2 separate regions of the Homo sapiens genome follow, and region 2 is linked to region 1. A link is an interaction called in ENCODE POLR2A ChIA-PET data of the cell type or tissue named here. Cell type or tissue: IMR-90. All regions are shown on one strand.

Region 1 (2,500 bases):
TCTTCCAGGTTCAGCCCTCTGAGACACTCTTTCTTTTTAATGAAAGGTAGCACTTGCTTTCTGCTAAGCAGTTTTCTCATCATGCTTCCTACTTGTAGAAGTTTGGGGGTCCAAAGGCATCTTTTCATTTTGTACTCTCTGACCCCTTTAATCCAAACTAGTAGTGATCCTTAAAATACATTCCTCTTAAAGCTTTGTGGGGGTCCTAGGAATCTCACTGGGGTTCTTTGCATTAAACAAAAGCCACACGCACAAATCTTTTTCAGATAAGCCCTCCTCTACCTTGAGATTCTGCTGAAATGGCTGCAGGATAAGGACCATCCCCTTAAGTTTCTTGGACGCGCTATTGTTTGATTGAATGGATTGGTCAGTCACACCATTAGTCTTTCTTTAGAGGCCCTTTTATGTGACTGAAAAGTACTCTGAGGCAGAAACTTAGATCTTTCTTAAATTTTAACAAAGGATTTTACAGCCACACTCTCAACTTTGTCCTTAGTTTTCCTGACAATGCCTTGGATCTATCTGATCCTTGTTCAAGAAGGAAACCAGAATATTTCACCCTAAAATATGCTTCTTTAAAATATTTTTTTTTTTGAGACGGAGTCTCGCTGTGTTGTCCAGGCTGGAGTGCAGTGGCATGATCTCAGCTCACTGCAAGCTCCGCCTCCCGGGTTCAAGCCATTCTCCTGCCTCAGCATCCTGAGTAGCTGGGACTACAGGCGCCTGCCACCACACCCGGCTAATTTTTATATTTTTAGTAGAGACGGGGTTTCACCGTGTTAGCCAGGATGGTCTCGTTCCCCTGACCTCGTGATCTGCCTGCCTCGGCCTCCCAAAGTGGTGGGATTACAGGAGTGAGCCACCGCGCCCAGCCAATTTATTGCTCTTTATTGAAGATTTTCTATGAGCTGGGATTCTAAACCACTCTAAGCCACTCTTGAGTTACTTTTCTCTCATGTGAACTGCACTGCAGCATTACTATACGTGTTTGTTTCTCTCTTGTTCATCTGTTTTTTGCTGCAGGAGTCTGTCCCAACTACGAACTTATGAAGGTTGAGGAAAATTATTATTTCTCCCTTTCACTTAGAAGAAGCCATTTCTTAATTTAGCATCATTTACTGTTTGGAGAGGCTGACATGGTCAAAACTATCAAGTCTCAGCACCTTCAGGTTTATCAATCCTTTCTTTAGCATACTTGCTCCTGTCACTCTTTAGGCACAAACCAGGTGGCACCTTCAAGTCTAGTTGGAAATCTTCTTAGCTACGGTACTCAGTTCATTATGTGCATTCTAGTTTCTACATTACTACAGGTGACAGTGTTGCATTATAAAGCTTATGCTACTATATTAGAAGGATCCCCTTTCCTCCAGTTTCTAAAAAGATTCTCCCATTTTCCTTTAAGCCCTTCCTGGCAACCTCACCAAAAAAACATGAGTCTACAGTTTCTCCAAGATACTTTAGATTTACACTGACAGTGTCTTCAATGTCCATTCACCTTTCATCCACTACGAAGTTCCAAAGCCATGCCCACTTAAAATATTTGTTGCTGGGCACCATGGCTCATATGGGATTGTTCCCAAAGCAATCCCAGCACTTTGGGAGGCCAAGCAGGAGGATCACTTAAGCCTAGGAGTTTGAGACCACCCTGGGCAACACAGTAAGACCATATCTCTACAAGAAATAAAAGAATTAGCTGGGCGTGGTGGTGCACACTTGTAATCCCAGCTACTTGGGAGACTGATATGGGAAGACTGCTTTAGCCCAGGAGGTCAAGTCTGCAGTGAGCTGTGATAGCATCACTGCACTCCAGCCTGGGCAACAGAGCAAGACCCTAGCTCAAAAAAAAATTGTTGACATCACTTATCTTACTTCATTTGAACTGCTATATCAGAATAACATAGATGGGTGGCTTATAAACAATATAAATTTATTTCTCACAGTTCAGGAGGTTGGGAAGCCCAAGATGAAGGTGTCAGCAGATTCAGGGTCCAGTGAGGGCCCACTTCCTGGTTCACAGATGGCCATCTTTTCGCTGTATCCTCACATAGTGGAAGGCGAAACAAGCTCTCTCAGGACTCTTACAAGGACACTAATCTTATTCATGACAGCTACACCCTAATGACTTGATCACCTCCTAAAGGCCCCATGTCCAAATACCATCTCATTAGGGATTAAGTTTCAACATAGGAATTTTGTGGGGACACAATCAGTCTACTGCATCAATCAACCTCTAGTGCCAGTATCAAATTAGTTGTCTACTGTGTAACAATTATCCAAAACTTGTAAGCTTAAAACACATAGCTTAAGATCTATTATTTCACATAGTTTCTGAGAGTCAGGAATCCAGGAGTAGTTAGCTCAATGGTTCTGACTCAAATGTCAGCCTCAGGCAGGAATGCAATCATCATGAAGTTTGACTGGAGCTGGAAGGACTACTGGCTACTGGCTAGAGGCTTTGGTTCTTTGCTGTTTGGGCCTCTCCATAGGGATGCTCACTTGA
Region 2 (2,500 bases), 160 kb before region 1:
TATCAAGTCTTTATGTGCCAGCTACTGTAATAAGTCTTTTCAAGTTTAACTCACTGAATTCATAATGAATTATGAGGTAGCTACCATTATTTCCCCCATTTTACAAATAGGGAAACTGAGGCTGGGAGACATTATTTAACTTGCCCAAGTTTCTAAAGCCAGTTACTGGCAGAACTGGTATTTGAACCTACTTAATCTGATTCTAGAGCCTGTGCTATATAAACTCTTACCCACTATGCTATGCTATTCATTAGTATCCATTTAACAATTACTACTATTGCAATAGCTGCAATTATCACTCCTATAGTACAGGGGAATCTATCAAAGAAACACTCAGCTTTCACTTATCTATTTCTGAAAACATTTTTTATTAAAGTATAAGGTGCATTTCACTGATCTATTTTTATAATTGTCAATTTATTTAAGTACTTTGATTATATGATGTAAGAAAAATGTTAGAAATGTCTTCTGGAATTAACCAGAACACAATAAATGTGCAAAAATTAGAATGGAATTTACAGAGTTTATAGGCCACTGAAGCCCATCCATGAAACCCTTCATGAAACTCATTCATGAGGCCAAAGGGCAGAACAAACCCTCCCTGAAAATCTCAATTGGGCTTTTAGAATTTAAATTTAAATGTCTATACGAATTCTGCTGCTCAGTTTTGTCCTTCCACTCTTCTTAATTTTCCAGTGATATTGCTGATAACTATTGTTTTTCCTTTTACTATTAATCCAAATATTAAAGATATTTGTAAAAATTTAAAACAATCTCATTCTTACAAATTTTTGTTTTGGAAAATAGTTTTTTTCATAAAGCTAATGTTATTTATATTAATGTATAACAGATTATTGTTATTTTTAATGAATTAATAAATATTTTAAATTTTGTTTTAATTTTCAAGTACAGTAAATATCAGTAGATATATTCCACATAAATAAAAGCTTTTTGGAGTCCTCAATAATTTTTAAGAGTGTTAAGGAATCCTGAGATCAAAAAATTTGAGAAACTCTGCTTTAGCATTTGCCACTAATACACAAATGTCTGTCTAAAGAGGATTTTTCCCCTCTTGAATCAGGATTACTGGAAGCAGCTAAGATGCCTAGATGAAAGGTTTACCATCACTGCTGGTTAGGAAATGGATTATGAGAACTCGAACAGAGGGAAGGTGAAATGCAACCGGAGGAAACACTCTGATATGAGGTTTGAGGCCTTCAAAATTGCTTTGCAGCATAAGCCACAGTGAGTCAGGAGTACCAGGGAGTGGATAGAATGTTTATTTGTTTAACTGAGACTTTTTAGTTCATCAATTATTTTGAAGGGTAGAACACTCTGTGGGCTCTCTTTCTATTTGCTTCTGGGTACAATCACAAAAAAAAAATCTCTCCTAGCTGAAATTACATGCAGTACTAGCAAAGGGGTCTCTTTGTTATAAACTGTTCATTAATTGACGAACATTTGTGTACTTAACTATGTATAAGGCATCTCATCGTTCAATTTCAAATACAAATTAAAATATTTTTTCACATTTGTTATCCTGTTATGTTTTCTCTTTTACAAATTGTCTGTTCGTATCTTTTTGTCTCTCTTTAGGCCTTATTCTTGTCAATTCATATGTGCTCTAATGAATTGAAATATTTTCTGTATATTAAACATTACTAACCTTTCCTCTGTCACACTGATTGAAAAATGATCTATTTAGTTTGTTGTTTTGTCTTTAATTTTGTAAGCTTTAAAAAGTTAATATTGCCCTTCAGACACCATCCCAACATCACATAAGAATTTTTTCATGTTATAAATTCTTTGTGGACATATTTGATAACTGTTTTATTATGAGGAGGACCATAATTAATTCAACCATTCCCCTATTTTGGTCATTTAGGTTTTTGGGTTTGGGTTTTTTGTTTGTTTAACGTCTTTGCTTGCTATTTTAAAGAATGCTGCACTAAATGTGCATGCATGAGATTTCTTCTCTGTATTTAGAATATTTTCCTAGAATGGATTCTCAGAAGAATTCTCAGTCTGTGGAGAGGAACATTTTTAATGCATGGAAGAGGTATTTATTCCAGATAGAAAACTAGGCAATATTAGTTGTTCCCTGTAAGATTTTAAAAAACAGCCATGGCACCATGGAGGACTCTTCGAGTATATAGTTTTAGCGCTGGGCTTTGGGATCACACTTCACAACACCAGTAACTCCACAAATGCATTCCTAGAGGCTCTGTGAGAGGCTGGGTAACTTTTTCTTGAAAAGGCCAGATAATAAATATTTTAGACTTTGCAGGCCGTGTGGTGTCTGTCACAGCTACTCAACTCTGCCACACGAAAGCACCCAAAGACTATATAAGTGAATGGGTGTGTCTGTGTTTCAATAAAGGTTTATTTATGGATACTGAAATTTGAATTTCTGACAGTTCGATGTGTCACAAAATGTTCTTTTGATTTGTCCAACTATTTTAAAATGTAAAACCCATTCTTAACCTGTGAGCTGTACAAA

Evidence for each region. ChIA-PET counts read pairs that join two places held together with the same protein. Peaks named below come from ENCODE experiments on the same cell type or tissue, not always from the same donor. Only the 100,000 strongest peaks of a DNase experiment are listed, where the experiment ranks them.
Region 2: POLR2A ChIA-PET joins it to region 1 with 12 read pairs; 2 of 35 experiments call an interaction of 5 or more read pairs at or near these places.

What each region holds. Positions count from the first base shown.
Region 1 is chr13:49,425,851-49,428,350 of GRCh38, forward strand. All of the region lies in intron 3 of CAB39L (calcium binding protein 39 like), which reads right to left. Among named protein-coding and RNA genes, the nearest start is that of CAB39L, 17 kb to the right of the region's middle. In IMR-90, no CTCF peak of the experiment used is centred here; no DNase peak of the experiment used is centred here.
Region 2 is chr13:49,264,798-49,267,297 of GRCh38, forward strand. All of the region lies in intron 4 of CDADC1 (cytidine and dCMP deaminase domain containing 1), which reads left to right. Among named protein-coding and RNA genes, the nearest start is that of CDADC1, 18 kb to the left of the region's middle. In IMR-90, no CTCF peak of the experiment used is centred here; a DNase peak (open chromatin) is centred at 1,244.